Linked DNA regions of Homo sapiens: region 1 is linked to region 2. A link is a loop called in an ENCODE intact Hi-C map of the cell type or tissue named here. Cell type or tissue: psoas muscle. All regions are shown on one strand. Each heading gives the region's core, and the rest is flanking DNA. Links, peaks and the distances in the headings are about the cores only. Region 1 overlaps CPNE1 (copine 1). Region 2 overlaps RBM39 (RNA binding motif protein 39).

The links. Hi-C counts contacts between places; a loop is a spot of excess contacts. Peaks named below come from ENCODE experiments on the same cell type or tissue, not always from the same donor. Only the 100,000 strongest peaks of a DNase experiment are listed, where the experiment ranks them.
Region 1: a loop joins it to region 2, with 2.9 times the contacts of the local background. A loop is called at or near these places in 1 of 110 quality-filtered maps.

What each region holds. Positions count from the first base shown.
Region 1 is chr20:35,653,234-35,662,521 of GRCh38, reverse strand. All of the region lies in intron 1 of CPNE1 (copine 1), which reads left to right. RBM12 (RNA binding motif protein 12) reads left to right here. Exons shown (of 3, transcript NM_006047.6): 2 at 3,508-3,592; 3 at 7,178-9,288. The coding sequence starts at 7,200. Among named protein-coding and RNA genes, the nearest start is that of CPNE1, 7.0 kb to the left of the region's middle. In psoas muscle, for the core only: no CTCF peak of the experiment used is centred there; no DNase peak of the experiment used is centred there.
Region 2 is chr20:35,717,539-35,721,538 of GRCh38, reverse strand. The region is part of intron 9 of RBM39 (RNA binding motif protein 39); the gene reads left to right. Among named protein-coding and RNA genes, the nearest start is that of ROMO1, 20 kb to the right of the region's middle. In psoas muscle, for the core only: no CTCF peak of the experiment used is centred there; a DNase peak (open chromatin) is centred at 2,108; H3K27ac peaks cover 3,123 bases.

The DNA of each region.
Region 1 (9,288 bases), core at 5,289-9,288, 64 kb after region 2:
CTTTTGTCTGGCCCACAAGTGCTTAATAGTAAATGTTCATGGAGTAAAGGAATATTGTTAAATGTTTTCAACTAAACAGAAAAGATAATTTTATCTAAACTACAGTTTTATCAGATTTTACTACCACACCCATATACCTTTTGGTTTGCACAAAATTTAATTAAGTTTAAAGCCAGCTTTTAAGACTCAAAAACAGAGTGAATGTGGTTGTTTAGGTTAGAAGTATAATTTTGCTCTGAAGTGAAAATGAAGGTAGCAACATTTTTGTTGGCATTTGGGGGGATTGAAACATAACTTAATATTTTTGACAGGAGGAATATCTTATTTAGAAATGTCTTCTGATTTGCTGCCTTTGAGTACGGAATGGAGGTTAATGGAAAAATTGAGTAATGCGTTATAAAAAGTACACATCTCCATCAGTGTCAGAATAATTTTTTCATTAAGAGTGATCCCAGACTTTGATATATGGTCCATTTGGGAATGGGGAACAAAATCAAGTGGCTGAAACTGTGGTTGTTTCATAATGTTTATTATAATGTGATTATACTGTTTTTAGCATTGTGCCCGTTGTGATTGGTTCTCTGTTGCTAATCTCTGAGGTGAACATTTGAGAGTTTGTTTCTTTTGGATCTGAAGAACCTAGCTCTGCTGTACCCTGGTTCTTGTTGATTAAAGAGTGATAACTGAACAAAGTTAAAGTTCACTTTTGGATGTTTACTACCAGATGAAGAGTGAAAATAGTCGTTTTAGTTTGTGCCTTGACTTCTTGATGAAGAGATTTGTTGTCAGACATTTTTTTCTGAAATTCCAAGTGATTAGAATGGCTAGTAAATACGAAAGTCTGTCTTGCCATAATATGTTAAATTTTTGTAGCAGATACTTGTGATTTGTGCATGCATCCGGTATTTTGTCAAGTTGAAGCAAGCCTTTATGTTAGGACTAATTCCTGATAATATGAATGGAAAACATACTAAAGCCAGCTTCTTGTTTTAGATCTTCTGAAGTATATCAGTGGCTTTAATGACAAATCAGGCCCATTTTCTCCTTTCCTATCATTATGCTGTATGTATAGATAGAATATGTATTTTAGATGTTTTATTGTTTAGTTATTATTTTAGTCTTATCCTTCTAAAGTTCAGCAAAGCTTTAGGTAAATGGCGTGGATTTTTGAAATCCTGCATTCAGTCGCTAGCTGACATTTAGAATACAGGAATAGTAGTTTCCTGGAAAACAGTGACACTTATGTTAAATTCTTGTGGTTTTTACAAAGTGAGGTGTCAACACAGAAGTATTTCAGTTCTATTTCCATTTACCTTTCCCTTTTGAAGAGGTATAATACCAAGGGTTGTGAAGTTCTGACTTGTAGCATCAACTTTCTGCATGGTTTTCCTTGGTATGGGGTGGGGTGGGTATTCCTCTTTGCTGAAATAGAAGAGAATCATAAATTTCTATCTGGATTGATTTTGTGCTTTAAGTTGTACACATAAAACTTGAACTAGGCATTTGTCAAATTCAGCTGGGCCTTTCAGCCTTGCCTTGTGGAATGAGAAATATCTTCCTTTTAAAGGTAATTTCTGGTAACCTTTTAGAAATTTTTGAGAGTAGACCTGGTGAGTTCCCTTTGAGCTTAACTGGCTGACCCCAGATATGTCCTTCTCAAGATAGACATACGGTATCTTTTGAGTTTGCAAGGGAAGAGGCTGAGAGGAACCTTCTTACCTTATATTCAGGCATATGCCCTGGCCCCATACCTGACCTTTTGAATTGGAATCTCCAGTAGGGATCAGATGTTTATTACAAGTTCTAGAAACTAGAAAGTTACCCTGTTATGTGGCTGCTGGAGTCAAACCTGTACATAAATATTACAGTACTTCATGCTCTTGCTCATTGCTTTACTTGAAGCAGGTTTTTTTCTGTTTCACATTTTCCTTTGTGACCTGTTAAACTACTAGATATGGCTTTCAAATGAAGAATTTTTAAACTCCTTAGACTTAGTTAGGCTAGGCCAGGCGTGGTGGCTCACACCTGTAATCTCAGCACTTTGGGAGGCTGAGGCGGGTGGATCACTTGAGGTGAGGAGTTAAGAGACCAGCCTGGGTAACATAATGAAACCCCTGTCTCTACTAAAAATACAAAAATAAGCTGCGGGTGGTGGCGCAAGCCTGTAGTCAGTCCCAGCTACTCCAGAGGCTGAGGCATGAGAATAGCTTGAACCCAGGGAGGCGGAGGTTGCAATGAGCCTAATGAGCCTAGATCGCGCCACTGCACTCTAGCCTGGGCGACAGAGCGATACCCTGTCTCAAAAAAAGAAAAAAAAAAGAGGCTAGATTTCTACAACATGTAAAAGATTAATACAATGCTCTAGACTTTTGATTGTGTTGATTACATATTTGCATAGCTTTTTGTGGTAAAACCATCTCACTATTCTTTAGCAACTTGAGTAGTTGACTAGACGATGAATAGTTTGTCCTTTAGAAAATCACACAGATTTTTGAAATATGTTTTACTTTTTGGCGATGAATATTAAGGTCATTAGTTGTATTTTGGTCTTGGAAGATACTAATTTAAGATGAGCATCATTTGGAAAAGTAGTCGTAGGTAATCTTAATACTGAACAGTGGCAAATTTCTTCTCTCTCCGAATTAAAACATGACCTTTGAAAAAAAATAAAAAGCAAAAAATGACCTTTGAATATAGTTGTCTAGACATTTGGTCATATATGCTTGTGACTTGTTAATAACCTCACCAGTTTGGAAGAAATGACAGTGAAAGATGAGTGACCTGTTTTTATTTTGGGATATACTCTTAATATGTCAGGCATTTTTAGGGTGTTTTTAAATTTTATTTTATTTTATTTATTTAAATTTTACAAGTTTTTGAGAACTGTTGTGATGTCAGAGGAAAAAACACTTTCCCTTAATATTTTGTTAATATTTTGAGCTCCAGTGGAATTAGTCCTTATAGCAAGAACTCATACTTCATTTGTTTTGTGATGTTGGATGCTATTTTGTGCAAAATAAAATATATTGAAAGAATAATTGCAGTAATTTCCATGAGTACCCTTGAATTGCTATCTTAAGTTGTCCAAGAATTGTTATTGTGCGAACTTGTGCCTTTTCATCACAAATTTGGTGAGAACCTGGGGAAATAGACTTGTGTTACGGAGTTTTCTGGACTGGTTTAATTATAAAGTGATCAAAGCAATTAGCTGTGAAGCTGAGCTTTATGACTGTTTTAATTTTCAGTGGATTCGTTATTGGGCTAAGTTAATGACACTCTTGTAAATATATAATTATTTTGAGATACTCAAATTTGAAAGCAATACCAACTAAAAAGCATGTGTGGGATTTTGTTACGGTGTCTTTCTTTTTTTTTTTTTTTTTGATATGCATTCTAATGAAGTACTCTGGTGGTTTCAGACTCGCCTTCGTAATGTACAGTGTGGCCTGTGCGTGTTGTTTTGTGTTTCCTGCATTGATTTTTGCCTCCGTTTATTCTCTATTGCAGTCTAAAAGTTGGTTTTAATTGGTTGCCCACAGGATTGACTTGGCCTCTACTTCTTGTTAAGGAAATTCATCTCTTGTTTTATCAGGTAAGAGATTTTGAATAGAGAGTTCGTTTTTATACAAAATAAAATGAGATAGCTTATTAAGAAATATGAAAATATATGTAGCAACTATATTGTGTGTGTGTGTGTGTGTGTGTGTGTGTGTGTGTGTTTTTGTTTGCTTGTTTTTTGTTTTGAGACGGAGTCTTGCTCAGTTGCCCAGGCTAGACTCTGTTGCCCAGGCTGGAGTGCAGTGGTGCCATCTCGGCTCACTGCAACCTCCGCCTCCCGGGTTCAAGCACTTCTCTGCCTCAGCCTCCCGAATAGCTGGGATTACAGGCGCCTGCCACCATACCCGGCTAATTTTTTTGTATTTTTAGTAGAGATGGGGTTTTATCCTCTTGGCCAGGCTGGTCTTGAACTCCTGACCTTGTGATCCACCTGCCTTAGCCTCCCAAAGTGCTGGGATTACAGGCATGAGCCGCCACCCAGGCCGGTGTGGTTTTTTACAAGTTTATCTGAGGGATAGGGGTGGGGTAGATGGGTGCTTTGAACAGTTGTTCCTTTGGGGGTCAATTTCATTTATATGGATCTATTTATCTTGTGATTTTCCTGATAGGCAGTAAGTTTTATTCCTTAGTAGCATTTTAGACTAATTACAAATACAGATGCTTGTTATTGATATGTTTATTTATATTTCCTAAGAGTTTAAGTATAGATAATGGGTCACATGTTTTAGAGTACAAATTTTAGACTTTAAATGGAACCTTAGCAAGTGGAATCTAACCCTCTTGTTTAAGTAACTAAGATAGGCCCAAGTTAGGTTGAAATGACTTAGCTGTCAAACAGTTACTTAGTAACAGAAAAGCAGATACTTTTTTAAATTTTTTTTTAAATTTTTATTTGTTTTATTTATTTATTTCTTTTTGAGACAGAGTTTCGCTCTTGTTGCCCAGGCTGGAGTGCAGTGGCGTGATCTCTGCCTCCCGGGTTCAAGTGATTCTTCTGCCTCAGCCTCCCTAGTAGCTGGGATTACAGGCACCTGCCACCATGCCCAGCTAATTTTTTGTGTTTTTAGTAGAGACGGGGTTTCACCTTGTTGGCCAGGCTGGTCTTGAACTCCTGACCTCGGGTGATCCACCCACCTCATCCTCCCAAAGTGCTGGGGTTACAGGTGTGAGCCACCGCACCTGGCTGCGGATATTATTTCATATTTTTTGGAAGCTAGAAACAATTTTTCTCATCAGATGGCTTTATGAATAAATCTTGTATTCCACTTTGGTTTAATATTCAGCCCTTTCCAGCTGGTAATCTGAGGCAGATTTTCAATAGCATATTCTCATGTGTACCTTGTACAAACTTTCAGTAAATCCCTGCTCTTAACAGAAAATGGCTTGAAGACTTAACTGTGTATGTCACTTTAGCCCTGTGTTTAATTTTTGTGTTCTTGGGACTATATCAAGTTTCTGTTTGATTGTCCCAGTGCAAACTAGTCTCTCTCTCTCTCTCAAGTTGTTTTGAGTACCTGGATTGCCCATGATGTTTCCCCTATACAAAGTGATTAACCGTTTTTTGAAGTTGAACAGGAAATGCTATCACATTTTGCATACAGCCACATATTCTAGATTGAGCAAGGAATGTGAATTTGATTTAATGACTTGGAAACTGCTTGATGAACCTCCTTATAGGCTGCTAAATAGTAAATGAGAAAAGAGACTGTTGGTGTGATGTTTTTTAGCGTTAATTTTTCTTGTTGACTCTTGAAGTTTGTAAATGAAAAGCTTCCCCACACTTCCCAAATTTCTAGTGCTTTATAATGGCCTCACAAAAAGCATTTTCTGTTTGCTAGTCCATTTTTCTGGATTAAATTTGAAGGTGGCTTTTTATTTTTGTGTATGTGTCTGTGAGAAAACTGTCAAAGCCAAGCAGTTTGTTTCTTGTTTGTATACGGCAGTTGTAATATTGAGATATAATTACAGATTTTGTTGCATTAGTATTTATATAATATTTGACAATGAAGTTACAGAATTCTTAGAGCTTATAGTAGAAAATCTTGCCCCTTCTAATATTCTTGAGAAGTGATAAAACCAAATCTCTTCATTAATTTATAACCTTTCTGAGGGTCATGAGCTGATTTTATGGGCTTATATTTAAAAGTTGACTTTTCAGGTGGGGCGCAGTGGCTCACGCCTGTAATCCCAGCACTTTGGAAGACTGAGGAGGGTGGATCACCTGAGGTCAGGTGAAATCCCATCTCTCCTAAATACAAACACTTAGCCAGGCATGGTGGCGCATGCCTGTAATCCCAGCTACTTGGGAGGCTGAGGCAGGAGAATTACTTGAACCTGGGAGGTGGAGGTTGCCGTGAACCGAGATCGTGCCGTTGCACTGCAGCCTGGGCTACAAGAGTGAAACTCTGTCTCAAAATAAATAAATAAATAAAAGTTGACTTTTCAGATGGGTTGGAAAACACCCTATGTTATTGACCACCTTAATTTCAAAGTAGTATGTTTCCCAGGCCCAATAATTCGGTTTGTGTCACTTTCCAAAGGGCTGCCCTTGAATTTGCTCTTAGAAGCCTTTGGAACTGAAATACTGAAATTTGAGGGGAACATTTCTTTTTTGATTATGTCAAAACAGGCATGATCTAAGGAGATCACAGAGATCCTGTAGGAGTTGTGTAGGTCCAAGACTGTAACAACCACTGAGTAATTCACACTCTGGTTCTAAAACAAAAACAAAAAATATTTTTATTGTCAGCCCTCTCCTAGGGGAAAATAATACTTTAAAAAATTTTATTAAATAGAGGATTTGGTTATGAGTCATTGGACCTGAGTTTTAATTAAAATAGTCACAGTGAATGGGACTATAACCAGGTTCTACTTTTGGGGGTAATGAATCAAGGTAACTCAGATTTTAGCTGTCCTATTCAGTAGTTCTTTTGGCTTCTTAGTATGTCTTAACCTTGTTTATAATAAATAATTCCATATGTAGTTTTTTGTAATGTACAAGGCAGATTGAAAAGTTTTAGGATGAATAAAATAATGGAACCAGTTCTCATTTAAGACTTGAATCTACTTTTAGTCTTAAGTATTATTTACAATTCATTAGTATTCTAGTTTTTTGCTTCTGTTGGATGGATTTTGAGACTGAGCTCTATAAAATCACACTCTTGATAATTCTATGAAATTATCAAGTATATAGGGAAGATGCTAAGCCAGTTTTAAATACTAACTTCTATATATTCTTTGCATGTTTTTTCCCTATAGATTGTTAAACTTTGTTTCCTGATTTGACTTAGACATTTCTTTTAAATCTTACTGAATGATTAGTGGTCTGAATGATGTATATGTATTTTACTGTCCTACAGTTGTTTTTTCTTGAACTTTTTGAGTCTTGGGACTGAACTGTTTCCAAAATTAATGCCTTCTGGAAGTTGAAATTGTCTACGTTTTACATTGTAAATGGCACGTAATGTTCAGTTTTTAGAATATCTAAATTAAAGACATTGCCTGTGATAGCTTGAGGGAATATTTGAGGGCCTAATATGGTAGCTGGTCATTCTTGTAGCTAAAAACTTGGTGTGATAAACAGGAGTCTGACCTGGCCGTTGCCTTTTCTCATCTGCAGGTGTGTGTGGTTTCAGCGCAGCATGGCTGTGGTCATCCGTTTGCAAGGTCTCCCAATTGTGGCGGGGACCATGGACATTCGCCACTTCTTCTCTGGATTGACCATTCCTGATGGGGGCGTGCATATTGTAGGGGGTGAACTGGGTGAGGCTTTCATCGTTTTTGCCACTGATGAAGATGCAAGGCTTGGTATGATGCGCACAGGTGGTACAATTAAAGGGTCAAAAGTAACACTATTGTTGAGTAGTAAGACGGAAATGCAGAATATGATTGAACTGAGTCGTAGGCGTTTTGAAACTGCCAACTTAGATATACCACCAGCAAATGCCAGTAGATCAGGACCACCACCTAGCTCAGGAATGAGTAGCAGGGTAAACTTGCCCACAACAGTATCCAACTTTAATAATCCATCACCCAGTGTAGTTACTGCCACCACTTCTGTTCATGAAAGCAACAAAAACATACAGACATTTTCCACAGCCAGCGTAGGAACAGCTCCTCCAAATATGGGGGCTTCCTTTGGGAGCCCAACGTTTAGCTCAACTGTTCCAAGCACAGCCTCTCCAATGAACACAGTCCCGCCGCCACCAATTCCTCCAATTCCAGCGATGCCATCTCTGCCACCAATGCCATCCATTCCCCCAATTCCAGTTCCTCCTCCAGTACCTACATTGCCTCCTGTGCCTCCTGTGCCCCCGATTCCCCCAGTTCCTTCTGTGCCACCCATGACCCCACTGCCACCCATGTCGGGCATGCCGCCCTTGAATCCGCCACCTGTGGCACCTCTACCTGCTGGAATGAATGGCTCTGGAGCACCTATGAATTTGAACAATAATCTGAATCCTATGTTTCTTGGTCCGTTGAATCCTGTTAACCCTATCCAGATGAACTCTCAGAGCAGTGTGAAGCCACTCCCCATCAACCCTGATGATCTGTATGTCAGTGTGCATGGAATGCCCTTTTCTGCAATGGAAAATGATGTCAGAGATTTTTTTCATGGGCTCCGTGTTGATGCAGTGCATTTGTTGAAAGATCATGTAGGTCGAAATAATGGGAATGGATTGGTTAAGTTTCTCTCCCCTCAAGATACATTTGAAGCTTTGAAACGAAACAGAATGCTGATGATTCAACGCTATGTGGAAGTTAGCCCTGCCACAGAAAGACAGTGGGTAGCTGCTGGAGGCCATATCACTTTTAAGCAAAATATGGGACCTTCTGGACAAACTCATCCCCCTCCTCAGACACTTCCCAGGTCAAAATCGCCCAGTGGGCAGAAAAGATCAAGGTCAAGATCACCACATGAGGCTGGTTTTTGTGTTTACTTGAAAGGGCTACCATTTGAAGCAGAAAACAAACATGTCATTGATTTTTTTAAAAAGCTGGATATTGTGGAAGATAGTATTTATATAGCTTATGGACCCAATGGGAAAGCAACTGGCGAAGGCTTTGTAGAGTTCAGAAATGAGGCTGACTATAAGGCTGCTCTGTGTCGTCATAAACAGTACATGGGCAATCGCTTTATTCAAGTTCATCCAATTACTAAGAAAGGTATGCTAGAAAAGATAGATATGATTCGAAAAAGACTGCAGAACTTCAGCTATGACCAGAGGGAAATGATACTAAATCCAGAGGGGGATGTCAACTCTGCCAAAGTCTGTGCCCACATAACAAATATTCCATTCAGCATTACAAAGATGGATGTTCTTCAGTTCCTAGAAGGAATCCCAGTGGATGAAAATGCTGTACATGTTCTTGTTGATAACAATGGGCAAGGTCTAGGACAGGCATTGGTTCAGTTTAAAAATGAAGATGATGCACGTAAGTCTGAACGCTTACACCGTAAAAAACTTAATGGGAGAGAAGCTTTTGTTCATGTAGTTACCCTAGAAGATATGAGAGAGATTGAGAAAAATCCCCCTGCCCAAGGAAAAAAGGGATTAAAGATGCCTGTGCCAGGTAATCCTGCAGTTCCAGGAATGCCCAATGCGGGACTGCCCGGTGTGGGACTGCCCAGTGCAGGACTTCCCGGTGCAGGCCTGCCCAGCACAGGACTGCCTGGTTCAGCAATAACCAGTGCAGGACTGCCTGGTGCGGGAATGCCCAGTGCAGGAA
Region 2 (4,000 bases), core at 1-4,000:
TGCCATGTGAAATGCATAATGGGTATTAGAGTTAATAAAAAGTCCACATTGGCTGGGCATGGTGGCTCATGCCTGTAATCCCAGCTACTTGGGGTGCTGAGGCAGGAGGATGACATTAGCCCAGGATTTCAAGGTTGCAGTGAGCCATGATTATGCCACTTCACTCCACCTTGGGTAACAGTGTGATCCTGTGTCAAAAGAAGGAAAATTGTTAAATCATACGAAGACTATTATTTTTTAGTAGGATTTTTTTTAAAAGATTGTTTTTAAAAGAAAGTTGAATATCTTAAGATTCTTTTCTGTTGGCCGGGTGCGGTGGCTCACACCTGTAACCCCAGCATTTTGGGAGGGAGGCCGAGGTGGGCAGATTATGAGATCAAGACCATCCTGGCCAACATGGTAAAACCACGTCTCTGTTAAAAATACAAAAATTAGCTGGGCGTGTTGGTGCGTCTCTGTGTTCCCAGCTACTCGGGAGGCCGAGGCAGCAGAATTTCTCCCTTGAATATAGGAGGCAGAGGTTGCAGTGAGCTGGGATGGCACCACTGCACTCCAGCCTGGCCTGGCGAGACCCTTACCTTTAAAAAGACATTACTCTGTCTCCCTGGTTATGTGCTCAGTTCCAGGCCTTGGTAGCCTGATTAGATTTGCCCTTTTTCTGTCTGTTGAAATCTTCAGTGGGTGAATGCCCCTCTGGCAAGGCTGTTCTGCCTAACAGTATGTGACCCACTTCTGATCCACTCTGGTACTTTCTCCATTGACTTTTTGAGACAGAGTCTTATTCTGCTGCCCAGGCTGGAGTGCAGTGGCACAATCTCGCCTCGCTGCAAACTCCTCCTCTCTGTGTTCAAGCGATTCTCTTGCTTTAGCCTTCCGAGTAGTTGGGTTTACAGGTGCCTGCCATCATGCTCGACTAATTTTTTTTTTTTTTTTTAGAGACAGGGCTTTACCATGTTGGCCAAGTTGGTCTCATACTCCTGACCTCAGGTGATCTGCTTCGGCCTCCTAAAGTGCTGGGATTACAGGTGTGAGCCACTGGACCTGGCCTCCATTGACTTTTCTATCAGTAACATGGATCTTAGGTGGAGGTTGACATGCCATTATGTGCTATATGGAGAAATGAAGTTCAGAGCAGTTGGGGCCACATGAGCTGTTACATGGCAAAGTGAGGAACCAACTTGATCTGCTTCACAGGCGCCACGAGGCCTTGTGTCTGGCATTGTGGTCTTGAGCTCAATTCAGAGCAGCTTGGCTTTTGTTCTAGAGGACTTTGTGCTATCTACCTAAACCAAGAGTGTCCAACTAGTTCTGTGTTGAGGAGAGAAAGTTGCCAAGACTGTCCTGTCACTGTGAGGAATGAACCTTTTCCACTCAATAATTTTAGCAAAAGGCATAAATTTAAAAGGAGCTAGATAGAACAAATAAAATTTAACTTTTAAAAATATATTCACTGGCCAGGTGCAGTGGCTCACACCTGTAATCCCATCTCTTTGTTTGGGAGGCCGAGGCAAGTGGATCGCTTGAGGTCAGGAGTTTGAGACCAGCTTGGCCAACGTGGTAAAACCTTGTCTCTACTAAAAATAGAAAAATTAGGTGGGTGTGGTGGCGCATCCCTCTAATCCCAGCTACTTAAGAGGCTGAGGCAGGAGAGTCACTTGAACCCGGGTGGCAGAGATTGCAGTGAGCCGAGATCACGCCTGGATAACAGAGCCAGAGTGTCTCCGAAAGAAAAGAAAAAGAATAATCATGGATATTTGAGAAATCTGTGTACCATATAAAAATTAACATCAGGAAACAGTTGATATTTAAATTATTTTTATTACTCTAGAGTCTGATTTGTCAAACTATTTCTTAAATTTTGAGATGGGAGTTTCACTCCTTGCGCCTAGGCTGGAGTGCAGTGGTGCAGTCTCGGCTCACTGCAACCTCCGCCTCCCAGGTTCAATTGATTCTCCTGCCTCAGCCTCCTGAGTAGCTGGGATTACAGGCTCTGACCACAACGCCCAGCTAATTTTTGGTGTGTTGGTCAGGTTGGTCTCGAACTCTTGACCTCAGGTGATCTACCCGCCTCGGTGTCCCAAAGTGTTGTCATTACAGGCGTGAGCCACTGCGCCCAGACCCATTTTAGGTTTTCAGTGCCATATGGTCTTGTTGCAAGTACTCAACTCTCTTCCAAACAGCTGTAAGCTATTAAGAAATTGAGTATGGGCCAGGCACAGTGGCTCATGCCTGTGATCCCTGCACTTTTGGGGGCCGAGTCGGGTGGATCACTTGAGGTGAGGAGTTCGAGACCAGTCTGGCCAGCATGGTGAAACCTCTTCTCTACTAAAAATATAAAAATTAGCCGGTCTTGGGTGGCATATGCCTGTAGTTCCAGCTTACTCTGGAGGCTCAGACAGGAGAAAGATTTATAAAACAAGTCAAGCTGGAGTTGGTTCATGGGGTATATGTAGTTTGCTTACCTTTGCCCCAGAACAATTAGTATGCATTAAGTGCCCAACTCCAGTAAACATAATGTAGCAGCTTTAATAAGAAGCCCTTTTTAAAGGTTTATTTTATTATTTTTTTTGGAGTCTGAGTCCTGCGCTGTCACCCAGGCTGGAGTGCGATAGCTCACTGCAACCTCTGCCTCCCAGGTTCAAGCAATTCTTCTACAGCTTCCCTAGCAGCTGGGATTATAGGTGCATGCCGCCATGCCTGGCTTTTTTTTTTTTTTTTTTTTTTTGAGATGGAGTATTGCTCTTGTTGCCCAGGCTGGAGTGCAATGGCATGATCTCAGCTCACCATAACCCCCATCTCCCAGGTTCAAGCGATTCTCCTGCCTCAGCCTCCCAAGTAGCTGGGATTACAGGCATGCGGCACCACACCCTGCTAATTTTGTATTTTTAGTAGAGACAGGGTTTTTCTCCATGTTGGTCAGGCTGGTCTCAAACTCCTGACCTCTGGTGATTCGCCCTCCTCGGCCTCCCAAAGTGGTGGGATTACAGGCATGAGTCACGGAGCCCAACCTACTTTTTTGTGTTTTAGTAGAGACAGGGTTTCACCGTGGTGCCCAGGCTGGTCTCGAACTCCTGAGCTCAGATAGTCTGCCCATGTCAGCTCACACCTACAGGTGGGAGCCACCGAGCCCAGCCTAAATGTTTATATTGTTTACTTTTTGCTAGCTAATGCTCCTAGAATATCTTATCCCTATCATAGTCCCACTTCATCCACGACTACTCCTTTTCTAGAGGCAGCCCTTACCCGTTTTTTTTTTGTTTTGTTTTGTTTTTTATATCCTTCCATAGACTTTCTGTGGCTTAGCAAATACTAGCAAATAAACTTTGTTTCTTTTTTAAAATTTTGGTAAAATATACTTAACATTAAAAGTTCGTTCCTTGGGCTGGGCGCAGTGGCTCATGCCTGTAATCCCAGCACTTTGGGAGGCCGAGGCGGGTGGATCACGAGGTCAGGAGATCAAGACCATCCTGGCAAACTCGGTGAAACCCCGTCTATACTAAAAATACAAAAAATTTAGCTGGGCGTGGTGGTGGGTGCCTGTAGTCCCAGCTACTTGGGAGGCTGAGGCAGGAGAATGGTGTGAACCCGGGAGGCAGAGCTCGCAGTGAGCCAAGATCACACCACTGCACTCCAGCCTGCGCCACAGAGCGAGACTCCGTCTCAAAAAAAAAAAAAGTTCCTTTCTTGTTTGAGACAGAGTCTCCCTCTGTGACTGAGGCTGGAGTGCAACAGCATGATGCAAGCTCACTGTGTAGCGTCCACCTCCTTAACATGCGATCCTCCTGCCTCCCAAAGTGCTCGGATTACAGACCTGAGCCAACCCACCTGGCTGGATGCTCTGTTTTAATTTTTCATACCTTTTTTTAAATGGACAGCTAAATCAGGAGATTGTGTTACAGTTCACTGATTGAACGTAAACTCAATGGTTTTTAGTTAGTACAATTCACAGAATTGTGCAGTTATTGCCAAATTCATTGTATATTGCCAAATTCATTCCATT